Regions from separate parts of the Homo sapiens genome. Here region 1 is linked to region 2. A link is a loop called in an ENCODE intact Hi-C map of the cell type or tissue named here. Cell type or tissue: PC-9. All regions are shown on one strand. Each heading gives the region's core, and the rest is flanking DNA. Links, peaks and the distances in the headings are about the cores only.

The links. Peaks named below come from ENCODE experiments on the same cell type or tissue, not always from the same donor. Only the 100,000 strongest peaks of a DNase experiment are listed, where the experiment ranks them.
Region 1: a loop joins it to region 2, with 9 times the contacts of the local background. A loop is called at or near these places in 2 of 110 quality-filtered maps.

What each region holds. Positions count from the first base shown.
Region 1 is chr3:13,501,166-13,509,803 of GRCh38, reverse strand. It overlaps HDAC11 (histone deacetylase 11), which reads right to left. Exons shown (of 10, transcript NM_024827.4): 7 at 7,871-7,933; 8 at 6,824-6,920; 9 at 5,532-5,710; 10 at 3,388-5,336. The coding sequence ends at 5,121. Among named protein-coding and RNA genes, the nearest start is that of HDAC11, 25 kb to the right of the region's middle. In PC-9, for the core only: no CTCF peak of the experiment used is centred there; DNase peaks (open chromatin) are centred at 1,913, 2,143 and 5,163; H3K27ac peaks cover 2,245 bases.
Region 2 is chr3:13,577,129-13,585,766 of GRCh38, reverse strand. All of the region lies in intron 2 of FBLN2 (fibulin 2), which reads right to left. Among named protein-coding and RNA genes, the nearest start is that of FBLN2, 32 kb to the right of the region's middle. RefSeq lists enhancers at 7,429-8,182, 8,183-8,638. In PC-9, for the core only: no CTCF peak of the experiment used is centred there; DNase peaks (open chromatin) are centred at 4,946 and 5,346; H3K27ac peaks cover 1,983 bases.

The DNA.
Region 1 (8,638 bases), core at 248-8,247, 76 kb after region 2:
AAAGAAGCCCCTGGCCAGTGTCACATGTATTATGCACCTGCTGTATGCCAGCCTCATTCCCACTGTTTACCAGAGTCCTCTATAGAGGAGGCAATGAGGCTCAGCCCGGGGCCACAGCGCAGGTATACAGCAGAGGCAGGACTGAAACCCTGGCTGGGCAACTACAGAGCTGCATTCTTTCTCTGGAGGCCACTCTCCACCCTGAGCTGAGGTCACCCTGAGCTGAGGTCCTGGCTTTTACCCGCCCTGTCCACAGTGCCTCAGCCCTAATAAAATCAGGGAGTTCAGAGGTCAACACCCGGGGTGGTGGTGAAGACTGGCCACTCTGCCACTCCACCGTGTGTGGCCATGGGCGAGGGCCTGCAGGCCCCTCTAAGCCTTGGTGTTCCAGCCTGGACAATGGAGCTCCAGGACCCTGCACAGGGAGGCTGCTGTGAGGATAAACAAGGACCAGGCACGCAGAGAGTGGCATGGGCCTCGCCGTGCACGGGCCTCTGCAATCCTCTCACACATGTGGCCTGGCACATGGCACATGCTCACCACAGCCACCCCCCGCAAGGAGGCTACCAGGTGAGGAGGGGAGGAGGCCGGGGTTCTGGTTTGCTTGCCAGGGGGTGCCAGGCTCCTTCAAGCCCTCCCTGGGCCTCACCTTCCCCATCCACAAATCGACAACGCTGACAGCCAGCACTGAGCCAGGGTGAGCAGGCCTCCTCAAAGGATACCTCCCTTCTCGTCCACCCCCACACACCCTGTCCAGCTGCAGTGCCGAGGCTGGGCCTCTGCAGGTGGAACAGGCAGGTGGAACAGGTACTCTCCAGGGCCCTAGCCCCAGCTGCACACGCCAATCCATGATGCATTTCTCAGCTGCCTGCTGTTTTATGACTATTTTTTAATTCACTTTGTACTTTGAAAGTTCAAGCTGAAAGCCAATGGCCCTTTAGAAAGCCCAGTGTATGTTTTCCAGCTGAACAGCATTTCCAGGGTAGGATGTGGGAGCACCCGTCTCTGCGGGCCCCAGCCTGAGTAGACAGCAATGTACCCACAGGTGCCACACTTCCCTCCACCAGGCCCTGCCACCACCGCTGAGGGGCCGTGGGACTGCCTTTCCCATCCGGGTCTCTGTCTCATCTGGACAACAAGGGTGCTGAGGCCTGCCTCTCCCGGGGTTGCTGGTAAGACTATGAGCTGGGGAAGGGCGTGGAAGTCCAGGCAGTGTGCAAGATGCCATGCTCACCAAGACACTGTTTGCCAGAGGGCCTGGCCATGGGGAAAGGGCACTAGTGTTGGAGTCGGATGGATGTGGGTGCATTCCCTGGCTTTGCCATTGCCCAACTCTGCAGTCTTCGGCAAGCCATTTCACCTCTCTGAGTTTGTTTCCCATCAGTAACATGGTGGTGGTGATGATGGTGATGATGAGTGCCGACAGCCACAATCAAGCATGCTTAATTGAGTGTTTACTCTTGCTTTAAGCCCTTCACAAACATTCACTCATTTAATTCTCCAACACCTAGGAGGTAGGTGCTATCATCCCCATTTTGCAGATGAGTAAACTAAGGCACACAGCTATCGAGGGGAGGAGGCAGGACTCAGAGCCAGGCCGGAGGGACTGGAGCCCACGCGTCCGCTCCCTGGGCCTCCCTAGCAATCACGTGACGGCGTCACTTCCAGAGTGGTGCAGAGCCTCACGCGTTGGCCCTGGGCCTGAGCAAGGTGTCCCCAGCCAGTGCTGGCTAAGCTGAATGAAACCAACTCAAGGGCAGGCTGCCCTGGAGGAGTTCCTGGCCCTAAACCCCAAATGTTTGGCTGAGCAGCCAGGGAGGCATCATAAAAGTCTTCCTTTAGGTCTGCCCAGGAGTCCCGCTAGGCAGGGAGGGGCCCCGTGCCAGCAACCGCCTTTGTTTATGCCTGAGGCAGCAGAGTGGGGATGGTCATGCCTGCCTCTGCCCCCGCCCCCGCTGGGGCCCTATTAGCCTAGCCTGGAGGGGTGGGTTCCGGGCAGGGGCCAGGTTACAGCCGGGCACTGCTGCTTCCTGCTGGAACCTCCCTGCGTCTGTCCCGTAGAGAACAGAGCTGTGTCTCCCAAGATGAAATCCCTCTCCCCAAGCCTCAGCTGGCTCACTGGCCAGGCATGGTGCAAGGTCATGCCTCCCAAGGTCTCCCCAGATCATGAGTCTGATGGCCAGTCGTCCTCAGCCTGTCCCTGCTCTTATCCAGGGCTGCCAGCAGCCACTGGGGCGTCAGGGCTGCTGTGCCACCTCTCAGCCACTTCATGAAGCTGACCTGCTCCACTGGGATTGATGTAACTTGTGGTGTAATTTACATACAGCAAAATGCACAGATCCTGCAAACAGGTCCAAACACTTCATCTGGCCTCAGTTCTTCCGCCTGACCTACAGGACATTCCTCCCCCTCACCCTGACAGTTACTGGGAGCAGCAGAAAGCCACCCAGTGTCCTGAGTGCCTTCCAGGTACTGAGGCTCTTATTCCCAGGACAACCTCTTCCACGAGCATCTTTAAGGAAGAAACAGCTCACAGGTTCTGGAGCTGGGGCCTGGGCTCCAGTCCTCACTCCTCCACTTAGGGGCTGCGGTGCTCAGCAAATAACTAACCCCTTTCCTGCCTCTGCTTCTACATCTGTGAAGTAGGCATGGAAACAGTTCTCACCTCAGAGTGCCATGAAGTTCCATATGCAGTTCCCAGCTAGAGTCTGGATAGGGCCTGGCCCTTAGTACCACCTGGTCAGCATCAGCCTTTATCAGTCTCCTCCCACCCAGCACAGGGCCAATCGGGACCCCTGCCTGCTACCCCATGTCCTTTTCCCTGACACCCTGTCTGAACCTCAAGGGGCCACCCTGCCCCCCATCCAGGCTGTGCCACTGATACTGGGGATGCTCTGGTCACTCTGCCCGGCCAAGGCTCTGCCTTTCCCCCTGCCTGGATACCCCACCCCAGCCCAGCCTCATCTCGGGGCAGCCCATCCCCATAAGCGCTCCAAAAGCACCCCAGGCCTGGAAGACACCCCATCCACCCACTGCCCTGCCAGGGCCCCCTCCCACTGTGCAGCAGAGCCACCATCACAGCCCAGCTGTGCCTGCCCACCCATTCCCAGGCTGTCCCAGACCCCAGCCCAGTGACCTTATCACCCTGGGATCCTAGACCCTTCTCTGTCCAGAGTAACCCCCCACCCCCACCCCACCCCCCTGCCAAGTGTGAGGCAGCTGAGAACTTTTACTTTGGGATCTGGCAGAGCTGGATTCAAGCCTGGCTCTACCACTGTTGAGATCTGCTGGGAGGTGTGGCCTGGGGCAAATTTCTCACCCCTGCCAAGCCTCAGTTTCCTCATCTGTGAAATGGGAATCATTACCAACTCCACAGGACTCAGAAGATGAAATAACACACTAGCATTTATTGAGCAGCTACCCATGTCAGGCCTTGCGCTACAAGAACTTTCCATTTTCATTTCCTTTCACCCCTAGGAGGTAGGGATTCTTTGCCTCCAGCACACACAGCAGCCTGGGCCAATCAAGCCTCTAGGATTCTCTAGGAACAGAAGCTCAACAGTGACAAACCATGTCTGTGGCTGAGCCCCAGAAGTCGCTGGCCTGTGTTGGGTGTGAATGGATGTTAGGTGCCTCGAGTCAGCGACAGAGACCAACGGCAAGGGTAGGGATCTCAGAGTGCATTGTTAGAGCCTCGGGGTCTGGTCCAGGAGGCCAGCATTGTTGACATTTTGTGATCTTGGAACCCTTCTCCCTGCAGCAGAGGGAGCATTAGGGAGGCCGGGAGACAGTGGGAGCACCCCCTCACTGTAATGAACACAAGTCCCGTAGGGGGCTGATGGAGCAGGGCCACCTCAATGGACCCACTTTCCCTCCCCAGCCCCTGATTTGATCAGGGCCACAGCTGCCGGCTAGCAGGGGTGGATGCTCCCCCGCCCACTTCCTGGAGGTCCCTGAATGTCCCCATGAGTAGGGCTGAGGAACAGGCCAGAGGTCTGGCCCACCTGGGGCCCCTGGGCATGGAGAAGGATTGGGGCCCAGGCACTTTGGTGAGGCCAGTGGAGGCCACAGTCCCACCCAGGGCCCTGCCCCGGCTACCTATGTTCATAATCCCCAGGCCAGGATAGAGATCCTCGCTGCCCTCTCTCCAGGAACCCCTGCCCCGCCTCACCAGTGTCTGGGTCCCTCCCTGGGCCTGGGTTCCTGCAGGACCTGGCTTGGGCACCACCCTGCATCCCTGATTTCCACCTGTGAGCCTGGCCTGCCCACGTCCCCCACCCTTCTTCTGCCCTCTCCCCACCTGGGTCAGCGGCCCCCTGGAGGCGACAGGGCTGAGGCCCGTCCTTGCGCTAAGAATTCCTCCCCCCAAAACCTGCCCCTTGCACTGAACAGGCAAGACTACTGCTAAGGCAGTGATCTGGGCGCCGCAGGCCTTCCCCACCTTCACCCCCACAGAAGGGCCTGGGAAGGCAGGTCCAGACCTTGCTTTATTGAGGGGGAACTCCAGATGAGGGAACCCACCTGTACCCCTTCCTGACCGCCCCTCACATCCAGGCCCAGGGTTCCCACCTGCTGCCTGGGAACCAGGCCCACCTGGAGACCTAGCTCCAGCACCTCCTGGGCCATCCACACCAGTGCCTATAGCTCTTCAGCTCTGGGGCAAAGAGGGCAGCAAATCCCATGACCAAGGGGAGGGAGGGAGGCCCAGTTAGGATGCAGGCCTAGTCAGGATGGAGGTGGAAGCTTCCTCACTCCGACCTGGGTCTGCCGTTCTCAAAACCAGAACACCCCAAGCCCAGGGCCCTCGCTGTGCCTGGGACCTAGCCTGTCCTCTCCAATTCTCAGTTAACTGCCTGCCTCCCTGGACCTATGGGCTGGTGACTTCGTGTGGGTCCCCCTGGGACACAGGCTCTGCCTTCTGCCCCCACCCATAGAGGCCTCAAGCCCTTCTGGCTTCCAGCAGGGAAAAGTAGAGGAAGGGCCAGCTCCAGGCCCCAGCCAGGGATGGCCCTGCCCCTCCATGCTCACTGAAGGCTGCCTCCACCACCCCATGAGGTTAGAAAACAAAAAGCACTAAGGGGCGGATAGGCAGGGCCACGTGACAGGCAGGGCAGCAAGGGTCAGGGCACTGCAGGGGGAAGCAGCGGTGTGTCTGAGTTCTGTGCGGAGACGCTGGGTGACTCAGGCCCAATGAGCCCCAGGCCAAACAGATTAAGTATGGAGTCAGCAATGATGCGGGCTGTGCGCTTCTGGTACCCGCCTGAGGTCACCATAAGGATGGGCACCCGGCGGCCACGGACCATCCGGAACACCAGCTCATCCCGCTTCACGATGCCCTGTTAGGGGAAGAGGAGGGTGACTCAGGCAGGCCAGACCCCCATGGTGTCAGGAAGTCCTGCTGCAGGGCTAGCCCTGCTCCAAACTGCTGTTGCTTCAGTCCATCTCCTCCCTGACATGAGGCCGCCCACCTTTCCTGCTGCTGCTGAGTCCATAGAGCAGACCCTCCCGTGGCCCCAAGGGTCAGGACGTACCGCTGGGCTGATGGACAGCCCCCCAAGGCGGTCCCCCTCGAGGATGTCGGTGCCTGCATTGTATACCACCACGTCGGGCAGGTGCTCCTGGAGGGATTTCTTGATGTTCCTCTCCACCTTATCCAGGTACTCATCATCCTCTGTGCCCCACTCCAGCTCCACCTTCCGCCTGATGGCCTCTGGGAGAGAGACATGGATGGCCTCAATTTATAGAGAAGGGAAACTGAGGCTCAGGACAAGACTGTGGACACCAGGCAAGACTGGAAACTGGTCTGTCAGATTCAGCACTGCTCAGCCTCATTCCACCCAAAACTAAGGTGAAAAGAGCACCAAGAGCTGCAAAAAGGGGGACTCAAAGGAGAGAAGGGGCACTGAAGCTGAGACACTGCCCTGGGGGTGTGGAGATCTGTGTCGGCAATGTCAGATTTCACTGCCTCCTCTGGGTCTTGCCTACACACATGGACACCCTGCCCTGCCCTTAAGCCCAGGCTCAGCACATGTGAGGTTCTGTTCAGAAATTGGTTCCTTGGGCCATACTAGCTGCTGACTTATCCACACCAGACTCATCGTGACTGGTGCAAAAATGTCCCCTACCTGCAAAGGTGGCAGCCCTGTTTTTAAATCTCATCTGAGAGTCTCTGCCTTTTGATTGATGAGTTTAATGCATTTTCATTTTAACGATTATACATGAATTTCTTTCTTTCTTTCGAGATGGAGTTTCGCTCTTGTTGCCCAAGCTGGAGTGCAATGGCGCGATCTCGGCTTACCGAAACCTCCGCCTCCCAGGTTCAAGCAATTCTCCTGTCTCAGCCTCCCGAGTAGCTGGGATTACAGGCATGCGCCACCACATCCAGCTAATTTTGTATTTTTAGTAGAGATGGGGTTTCTCCATGTTGGTCAGGCTGGTCTCAAACTCCCGACCTCAGGTGATCCGCCCACTTCAGCCTCCCAAAGTGCTGGGATTACAGGCGTGAGCCACCGCGCCCAGCCTATGTGAATTTATTTCTTATTTCGTATTTTCAAATTTATCCTATTTTTCTTTTTTTTCTTTCATTCTTTCCTGTTTTTTGCCAGACAAATGCATGTTTATTGTAAGGGTTATGTGATCTTGGGTGGGTCGAGTGACTTCTCCAGGTCTCGGTTTCCTCATCTGTAAAATGGAAAGGATCACCTCACAGGGATGCTATGAACCACTGCAGTGGCTTCTGCAGGGCCTAGCAGACAGGAGACACTCAGGAGAGAGCCTCATCCACAAGGACACACCCAAGATGAGGGTAGGGGCAGCAGCTTACGCTTGGCAAAGCGGTCCCCTGGGTAGATGTGGCGGTTGTAGACATCCATGATGTACACACGCTTGTCGTCCATGAAGTCTCGCTCATGCCCATTGCCCTGTGGGGAGGTCACAGTAGCCGCTCTCGGGTAGGTGCCCTAGGCAAGGCTGGGGCTCTGCCACCCACCCACCCCTCAGGAAACTCCCCATTTGCCAGGGCAGCACGGCCTGCTCTCGGGGGCAGCAGGTCTCATGACTGTTAAGGGGCAGAGCTGGGATTCAACCTTAAAACCAGGCCCCGACACCTTCTAGCATGGGCTTGAGCAAGCCCAGTGCTCTTAGGTTCCCTATCAGAGGAAGAAATCCCGCTCTGCCACCCTCTCAAGTCTGTGGTGGGACTGGTTGGGATCAGGGATGTGAAAAGCAAACTGTAAAGGACTGTCCACATGTGACCTGGCTCAGGAGTTCGGGGTCGCAAGAACCCAAGGCAGGGCCCCAACTAGCACAAAGCCACAGCAGTAATGGTGCAGGGGGGTGCCTTCCGGAGCCCACTGGGTCCCCTCCCTGTCTGACCAGAGGCACTGGCCTCATTAGGGGTCCTGAGGAGGAGGTAACCCTCTGCTTTGACACTTTACTCCCTAGGCGCCGAGTTCTTAAATGGTGACCCCAGGTGCCCGAGCCAAGCCATGTGTGTGGGCATCCGCCTGAGGGGCAGGTGGCCAGTGCTCAGCAGCTCTGGGCAGGGGGCAGTGCCCCAAATTATTCATAAGCAATGGGGACCCACAGCAGAGCTCTGCACACGAGAGCAGTCCCATCAGAGTGGGCTTCAGGAAGAGCCTCATGTGGGGGCAGTCAGGAGGAGGGAGGGAGGACCCTCGGGAGCAATGAGGAGGACCCGCTGTCCTGGACAGAGTGACAAAGACAGACCCTGCATTTGTAGCCCGAGAGACAGAAGACAGAAGCCGTGAGAGCCGTGGGGACATGAGGAGGGAGACTCTCCTGCCCCGGGAAGATTCTGGAACTGGGGGTGGCAGGTCCCCTAAGAGTCCAGCCCCTGCAGGGCACTCACCTGATGGGCATCAAGATCAATGATGGTAGCCCTGGAGATGCCCTCCACACGCTCAAACAGAAACTGCCAGGGAGGAGAGGGTAGACATGAGGATCTGGGGCGGACAGAGGACCCAGCCCTACAGCAACTCCCAGCTGGCTGGCGAGGGGCGGGGAGGGGGGCCTAATGCTTGTGGGTAATCAGGCCACCCAGCAAAGATGTCACTTGCCAGGGAGAGCTGTGCAGCTCCAGCTGTGGGGCTCCATGTGTGCATGCAGGAGGTGGTCAGGGAAGGCTCCCTGGAGGAGGGGGCATGTCCTGTGCCCTGAAGGGTCATAGGTCAGGAGGTAAGTGGGTCACTCAGGCCCTGGATTTTCCCAGATTCCCTAGGAAATGTGTAGGGGTTAAGGAGAGAATCCCCACAGCCCTGGGACTTCAGTCCCCAACCTCTGCCTTATCCTACAAGGCCAAGTCCTAAATGCCCCCTCTTCCAGGAAGCCTTCATTCCCTCCTCCCCAGGAAGGTCTCCTGTGCTTCCCCCTTCTCCTAATGGCCTGCTTCCCCCCATCAGTCTATGTGCCCCATGAGAGCAGGCACACATAGGAACAGGTCAGTCAGTTCCTGATGCCCAGCACAAGGCCAGGCACAGAGTGGCAGGGGAGTTGTGGGGCCCCACAGACCAGAGGCCAGCGCCAATTCTGCCCCTGCTATTTGCATGCCCTCACCTCTGTGGGCCCCTGTCTGTCTGCGAGGATTCAGGGAGTAAGTCCTGGAGCACAGCGCGGGTTG
Region 2 (8,638 bases), core at 118-8,117:
CAGGCTGGAGTGCAATGGTGCGATCTTGGCTCATTGCAACCTCCGCCTCCTGGGTTCAAGCGATTCTCCTGCCTTGGCCTCCCAAAGTGCTGGGATTACAGGCATAAGCCACCACGCCCAGCCCATGTGCTAGGCTTTTGTATTACTGGCAGTGCGGTAGGTTTGCTTATACCAGCATCACCACAAACACGAGTAATGGCTACGCTGTCACTAGGCAAAAGGCATTTTTCAGCTCCTTCAGCTTCACCATAATCGTATGGGACCATCACATATAGAGTATATCATTGATGGAAATGTCATTATGCAGCGCTTGACTGTACCACCAGGCCCGCCTTCCTAGAACTTGACCAGGCACTGATTGATCTGATTCCCCCATGCACACCCCCCACTAAAATACATCCTTCCTCTGTCTAGTTGCTCCTGCAGAATAACTGGCCACTCTGCACACTCAAAGTGAAGCAATCAGCACTGATCAAAGGTGCCTAGGAGAGGTCAGGGTAACACGCTCACCAGCCTCACGCCAAGCAGGAAACACTTCTATCCTGATGGCCACGGCTGGTGGGGGGTGTGAGGCACAAAGCCAGGAAGCCAGAGAGCTCCACTCAAAGCCCAGCCATGCCCCCACCAGCCAAGCAACCTCTGGCAAGACCCTTGGCCTCCCTGCTCCTGCATCCAGGCTCCAGGGGCCACACGGTGACAGATGAGGAATTGTGAGGTCGTCCTCCATCACTCACCCACCACCAACCCAGCCCCAACTGCCAGGTGGGCCAGCTTGGTGGGGAAGGGACAGAAGCACAGCCATTCTCTGATCAGCTTCCACCTCTAGCTTAGACCTGTGCCCTGAGCTCCATGCTCAAGTTCCCACCGCCAACATGGCATCTCTACCTGGGCATCTGAGCTCACTCTAACTCCTCCCGTGTGAGCATGTGAGGAGCACACAGAGATGAGCTTGAGGCTGCTCATCTCACGCCCATGCCTGTGTGGTGGCATTGCGGACAGTCCCTGATTCCCAACCACCATACCCGCACGGCCATCCTCCCCAAAGCCTACTGCCCACTCCCTATCTGCCCTAGACCCACCTTCCACCCGTCAGCCCTGCTCTTTCTTGAGGGAGGCTGGCCTGGAGGGTGGCATCCTGGGGTCCCCATACAGGCACAGTTGCCTCTACCTATGGCCACGGCTACTCCCTGGAGCCTCGGCTCTCACCAGTCTCCCCTGCAGGCCAGGGGTGGAGCTCCCACTGTTGCTGGTCCAGGTACTGCACAGTAACCTGCAGGTCCCTGCCCTCAGCCCTCCATGTAGCCTCACCATGACACTGATCCCACCAGCTCTGACTCAGCTGGGATGGGAGGTCTGGGCAGAGAGAGCCTGGGTTGGAGTCAGGGCTCCTGGGCCCCCATCCTCTGCACCTGCAGAGCTCTCAGCCAGCTCCTCACCCAGCACTGGACCTCTGTGTCATCCTAGTGGTGTCAGGAGGGGTGGCAGAGGGAGAGTCCAAGCTATGGCAGCAAGCAGGTGCCTGTAGTGTACTTTGTGGGTGCTTTAAAAATATGTGAACGAATTGCTAATATTTACAAATTGGGAGCTGTCATATGAAGTTCCAGATCCCAGGCTTCTTGTAGAAAATCCAAAATCTTGGACCATGCCAGGCCTCCACGGCCCCAGGGCAACAGCAGGAGCGACTGCCCTTGTGTTCTAGGTACAGTCTCTGGTCCCCACGGCCCCCACTTTCCAACAAGCTGTTTCACTCCCAGACTTCTAGTGCTGCTTCTCCATTGCATGCATTCTAAAGGCCAGCTGGCCACAGTCGCTGGAGTTAACAGCAGGGACCCTCATCCCTAAGGGTCTTCACCTTTGTGGTTCCTGCTGAATCTCTGGCACCCAAAAGGTGAGGGGGGCAGGCTAGAGGACGGGGCTGGAAGCAGGAGAGAAAGCCTCTCACTCCCTCTCTCCCTACTCCTCCACCCCCAGGTTCTGGGCCCTCTGTGCCAGGCAGGCTTGCCTACCTGCTAATCCCACCTTTATATATGGGGTCTATCACTGACCAAAACGTCCTTATGTGGCCCTTGACTATACTTGGAACCACAGTCCCACCAGGTCCACCGGCCTAGACCTTGACCAGGAAGGTACCAGGGAGAGGCCTGAGGGGTTGGGGCAGGGGGGCGAGTGCAGAGCCTGAGGCCTGCCAGCTTGCCCTGGGCTCAGCTTTGCCCCTTGAGGGCCAGCCATCCAGACAGTCCTGAAGCCTCAGTCTGCCCACAACAGGGAAATGCCTGCTCACACTGGGCAGCCAGGCAAACTCAGGGAGTCAGCAGGCAGGAGGTGGAAGTGCCCGGTGCAGGGGGCCAAGTCAGGGGTTGGCAAACGTCTACTTCACTGGTTTCAGGAACCATGGACAATTCACTTAACCTGCCTGGGCCTCAGTCACCTCGTCTACAAAATGGACATAATGATGACATCCCCTCACGGGGTCACGACACATAATGGACTGATACGCGTCCAGTGATTAACACAGTGCCTGGCACATAATAAATGCTCCACTGATGCAGGGTGACCTGTGAGGGTGGCAAAGAGGGCCCCGCATGCAGACTCAGTAGAGGAGGGTGCCCCTCCCCTTGTCTGTGGGAAGCCAGCCTTGCAGCCAGGCAGTATGGCTGAAGGAGGGGTCTCGCAGCTCGCGCGTTTGCTGACGCAGTTGGCAGGGGCCGAAACAAGAGTGCAGCATGGGAGGGAGACAGCCAGTGAGGAACACGCTGCTGCACATCTGGAGGCAGCTGGAGTGGCAAACATAGCAGCGGAACGGCCCCTGCCCAACCCTGCCAGGCCTGGCTCCTCTGCTCTTTTGCCAGAGGGGACAACTTCTGGCCACCAGAAGATACACATCTACATCTGTTTGAAGAAACAAGAACACAAAGCCCTCTTCTCATCCCTCCCCCGCCACCCCAGTTCCTGCAGAACCTCTGGCAGGATGAGGCAAGCAGCCCGTGGCCCGGAGCAGCACTCTGTGCTGGCTGCCGTTAGCCCGCCTGCTCCTCTCAGTAATCCTGAGACTAACAGGACCGCCCCATTGTACAGATGCAGAAACTGAGGCTCAGAGAGGGTGAGTCGCTTGCCTGAGGTCACACAGCCACGAGCGGCAGAGGCAGGAATTCACTCTCTGAGGGCCAAAGCAGGCTCAATCTCACTGCAACTTGGCCCCAAGCCCACTTTCCCAGCATGGAGGCCGAGGAGTGGACAAGGGGGTGGAGGTCCCACCAGAGCCCCAGCCCACACAATTCTGATCTCAACCAGAAGCTTCACCTCAAAGCCCCGGATGCTGCAGGCCAGAGGTCCTAGAGGCCCACAGCCTGGCCTAGCCTCGAGGAGGTGCTGGCAGGTAGAGGATGCCGACATTGCCCGCAGGGAAACTCGCAGCACAGATCCTGAACTCCAGCTCACTGAGGCCCCCAGGATTCTGGAAGGCTCAGGAGGCCAAGGACTCCTAGGCATGGTTCAGCCTCAGGAAAGCCGCATCTGCTGCCTTGGCCTGGGTGCGTGAACAGGATGCAGCCCAGGGCTCGAAGGCCGCCACCCTCTCAGCAGGGCCTCAGGACTTGGAACCACAGCATCCGGGACGCCAGCCATGAGTGGAGCTCTGCTCTGTGGCAGGCCTCCCCTGCACCTGGTGTCCACTGCAGGCTTTCTTCCCATTGAGAACACAGCTCTGGGAGGAAGCCAACAGTAAGCCCCTTTTACAGATGAGAAATCTTGAGGCCCAGGACAGTTAAGCAATTTGCCTGAGGTCACACAGCTAGTGAAGGGTCGAGCCAGCCTCTAACCTGGGGAGCCCTGTGCCAGGACCCAAGCAGAAAACACAGAGATGCCTTTTATGTCAACAGATCTGGGTTCAGAGCTGGGCTCAACACTTCCTCGCCCTAGGCCATGGCCAGGCACAGGTTGACACCACGGTGGGAAGGGACTCGTAATCCCTTTGCTGTAGGGTCACTATGGGAACTAAATGAGAGGAGGCACGTGAAGCACTGGCACGGGGTCTGGGGCTTGGTGGTCAGGCACGGGGGCACCCACTGAACTGACCGCCTGCATTCTCCCCCTCCTTAATCCCCACCATGGCAGCAGGACTCTGCAGTGACTCTCGTGGCCAGGAGCCTTGACCCTGGGCTGGCCTCTTGACTGGCTGCCAACACAATGTGGCAAAAGCAGCGGCCCTGCTAGTTCGGAGCCCAGGTGCAAGAGTCTGTGGGTGTTGAGGTTTACGGCACGCATACTACCTCAGCCTCCACGTCTGATTGGCCACCTAACTTAGATGATAAATTCCTGCTGTCTTTCCTCTACTTCAGCCCAGAGAGCTCCTTCCCCAAACCCACACCTGACCTCCAGGCCAGCAGGATTCCAAAATAACACCTCCGTCCAGGAAAGGACTTTGCATTGGTTTGTTTCAAATCTCAGGCCTGCTTGCTTTAAAGTGCCCAACCACTACCGGACTTTCATGTTCCCCATCCTGGACCCCAGTGAAAGCCAGTGCCCCAGGCCCACACCTCCCCCCCACCCCCCACCTGCCGCCCCTGACTTCCCCGCGTGTGTGTGGCCCCCAGGTGCACCACGTATCCCCCAGGAAGTAATAAAATCTCAATCTCCATCTCAAGTCTATCTTAATCATTGAAGGAGTGCTCTCCATCTTCAAGATCCTAAATTAAACACCTGTGTGTTTCTAATCTTTCTCTTGGACCTCTGTTTCCACAATGAGAACACGCCAGAGCTAACCAGCTGGAGACCACGTGGCACAGACATGAGCCATCCTGGCTGAGGCCATCCCGGACCAGCTGAGCTGCCAGGTGACCACAGACACACGTTCAGGCCCAGCAGGTGTCAGCCACGCCTGGCCAGGTTAGCAGGACTGCCCAACTGGCCCGTGGACTTGGGAGCAATAATAAATGTGCACTGTGTGCGCTACGGAGGAGCTGTGGTTGCCTCACTTGCATTCCTGTGACAATGGGTAATTTATACATGGCCGAGGTGTGTCCAAGGAGGAAAGACTAACATTGGTTTAGCGAGAATGGCAGGAAGGCCACCCCACAGCAGTGTTGGTGGGAGTGTGACCAGTGAGACTCACTGGGGAACCATCAGACGAGGTGGGTGGAGAGCTACGCACACACAAACTAAAACCACCAGGAGAGGCTGCTCCCCACCTCTCAGACTGGCAAAGTCCAGAACCTGCTTAATTTCCTCTTTAGCACTTTCACCATCTAACGTGCCAGATTTCAGATGTTCATTTTGTTGACTGTGTGAATCCCCACCCCACGACTGGCAGCTCCAGTCTTGTCTGTTTTGCTCACCCTGTCTCCCCGGCTCCTGCAATGGTGAGAGAGGCACTCAATAAATATTTGTCGCATGAATAGAACGAGGAAAGAGACATTCTCATGACTGCAGGTGTAAGTAAAATCCAGTACACCCTCCAGGGCGAACAAGTGAACAACGTCTACCAGGGCTATAAAAATACGTCCATATAAAAAAAAATTACATCCATATCTCCTAGAGCTGAGCCAGCCAGCACCTCTCAACTGAAATGCACAGGCATAAGGACCAGAAGCCTGGCAGAGAAAGCTCATGGCCTCCACTGGAAACAACCCCAATGCCCCCAGCCGGGGAACAACAAGCTAGGCAGGGTCGATCCCTGCAACGGAACACTATGCAACAATCAAAAAGACCCCCTCCCGATACACGCAATGGCACGGTCATTCATTTATAAAAGTTTAAGAGCAGGAAAACTAACCTCTGCCATTAGAAGTCAAGAGAGGTGGTTTCCTAGGAGGGGCACAAAGGAGGCTTCCTAGGGCCGGCTCTTGTCTCATGAGCTGAGGGTCAGCTTCACAGGTGTGTTCACTTGGGAAAATTCATTTGAGTTGTGTGCTTCTGACAGGTTCTAGTGGTTATGTGTCAATGAACAGCGTACAAAGAAAAAAAGCACAGACACATCGACCTCACAATTCCACACTGGGGCATGGTGTAGAGATGCTCACAGCAGCATCGCTTTTTAAGAGCAAAAGACTGGAACCAACCTGAATATCCATCAGTAAGGGAACCGGTAAATCAAAGATGGGGTTTGCATGCTGTGGGGCACCACGGCCATCAAACACAGAAAGGGGACTTTCCATGCAGTGACAGGGAAAAGCTCCAAGATCCATTGTTATTTGAAAAAGGCATAGAACAGAACGCTGTGCGTCCTATGTTAGTGCTTGTGAAAATACGTGCACGCACCTACATGCTTGTAGTTGCACTGACCAGTGGTTCTCAAGTGTGGTCCTGGCCCTATAGGGTCTCCAAGACCCTTTCAGGGATCCATAAGGTCAAAATTATGTTTGTCATAACATTAGGACATTGGTTGCCTTCTTCATACACTCTCCCCCAGTGCAGTGTATAGTGGACTTCTCTGGAGACTACATGACAGTGTGATGATGTCATCACTTTGAGGCTAATGGGATGTGTGCTTGCGTATTCTAGAAGTTTCTAGAGCAATCTCATGAACACATGCTCAGCATCATTAGTCATCAGGGAATTGCAATCTAAACCACGATGAGATGCTATTTCATACACACTAGGATGGCTATAACAACTGGTGAGGATGTGAAGAAACTGGAACCCTTGTGCACTGCCGGTGGGAATGTAAAATGGTGCAGTCGCTCTGGAAAACAGTCTGATAGTTCTCTTTTTTTTGAGACGGAGTTTCACTCTTGCTGCCCAGGCTGGAGTGCAAAGGCGTGATCGTGGCTCACCACAACCTCCGCCTCCTAGGTTCAAGCGATTCTCCTGCCTCAACCTCCCAAGCAGCTGGGATTATAGGCATGCACCACCACACCCGGCTAATTTTTTTATTTTTAGTAGAAACGGGGTTTCTCCATGTTGGTCAGGCTGGTCTTGAACTCCCGACCTCAGGAGATCTGTCTGCCTCAGCCTCCCAAAGTGCTGGGATTACAGGCGTGAGCCACCACACCCGGCCTCAGGCTGGTAGTTCTTCTAAGGGTTAAACACAGAGTTACCATGTGGCCCAGCAATGCCACTCCTAGATATGTTCCCAAGATGAATGAAAACATGTGTCCATATAATAAACTTACACATGAATATATATAGCTGCATTACTCATAATACTGAAAAGCTGGAAGAATAATGTCCATCAACAGATGAACAGATTTTTGAAATGTGGTATATTCATACAACATTATTCAACCATGAAAAGGAATTAATGACACATGCTACCACATGAAATGGACCCTGAAAACATCGTGCTAAGTGAAAGAGTCACACACTAGAAACCACATAGTGCATGATTCCCAGAGAGTCCAGGGATATCCAGAATATGCAAATCCATAGACTCAGAAGGAAGATTCCTGGCTACCGGGGACTGGGAGAAAGAGGGAATGGAAAGTGACTGCTACAGATGTGGGTGTCTTTCTGGAGTGATGACAATGCTCTGAGATTAGATTCTGGGGATGTCTGCACAACTCCAAATCTACTAAAACCCACTAGATTCTGCTCCCTCAAAGTGGGGACTTTATGACATGCAAATAATATCTCAATAAAGTGGTTTTATTTGCATAAACTAACAGAGTTAGTTTTTAAAATTAAAGAAACCCACCGCAGGCCTAGCCTTGGCCCCAGACCCTCAAGATGGGTTGGGTCCGGCTGTGAAATGCACGCATTTTGCCCAGGCAGGCAAACACAGGGAGCACCCAGCTACCAGCCACCCAGACCCACTTGTACCTCTAGGTCCCCCATGGGAACCACAAGCCCTCCTCCTCCACTGGGAGACTGGGGCCCCCTGCTACAGCCCCAAGATGACAGTTTTCTCTTCCATGAAATGGGATGTCCATGCAGAGTATCTCCAGGTTGCCACAGGGTGAAACTTGCTGTTTCTGACAGATGCCCCTGAGCAGAGGGCCTGAACCCAGCTGCCCCCGGGCTGGTGGCAATGAGACCTGGGGAGCTGGCCTGGAGGGGACTGCAGCAAATGCAGGGCACCTGTCCAGCCACGGAGCTCTGTGGACCTGGGGCAGCCACCTGCTCCCATTCTCTCCAGCAGAGCCTCTATGCACAGCTGTGCTCTGGGTCTCTGTACTGACAACAGAGAGGATGTGTTCCCTTTTGGGAGCTCCTTGTGAGGGCCCTGTACCAACTCTGCCACTCCTCCTAGCCAGGGATCCTGTTAACACATAAGTTGGCCAGTGTCACCCCTTTGTTCAACACCCTGCTGTAGCTCTCACCTCAGAGTAGAAGCCAAAGTCCTCATGGTGGCCACAGGCCCTGGACAGCCTGCCCCAGTGACCTCCCAGATCTCCTATCCCCCTCCCTCTCCCCCACTTATCTCGGCTCCACTGGCCTCCTGTCCAGGCACCTTCCTGCCCTGGGGCCTTTGCACTCGCCGCTCCCTCTTTCAGGTGCACGCGTGGCTCGCTCCTCCCCTTTCAGCTCTCTGCTCGGGTCACCGCCCCAGGGAGGACTCCCCTGTCCATCCACCCTTCCTCTCACTGTGCTTTTTTTTTTTTTTTTTTTGAGACGGAGTCTGGCTCTGTCACCCAGGCTGGAGTGCGGTGGCGCAATCTCGGCTCACTGCAACCTCTGCCTCCCGGGTTCAAGCGATTCTCCT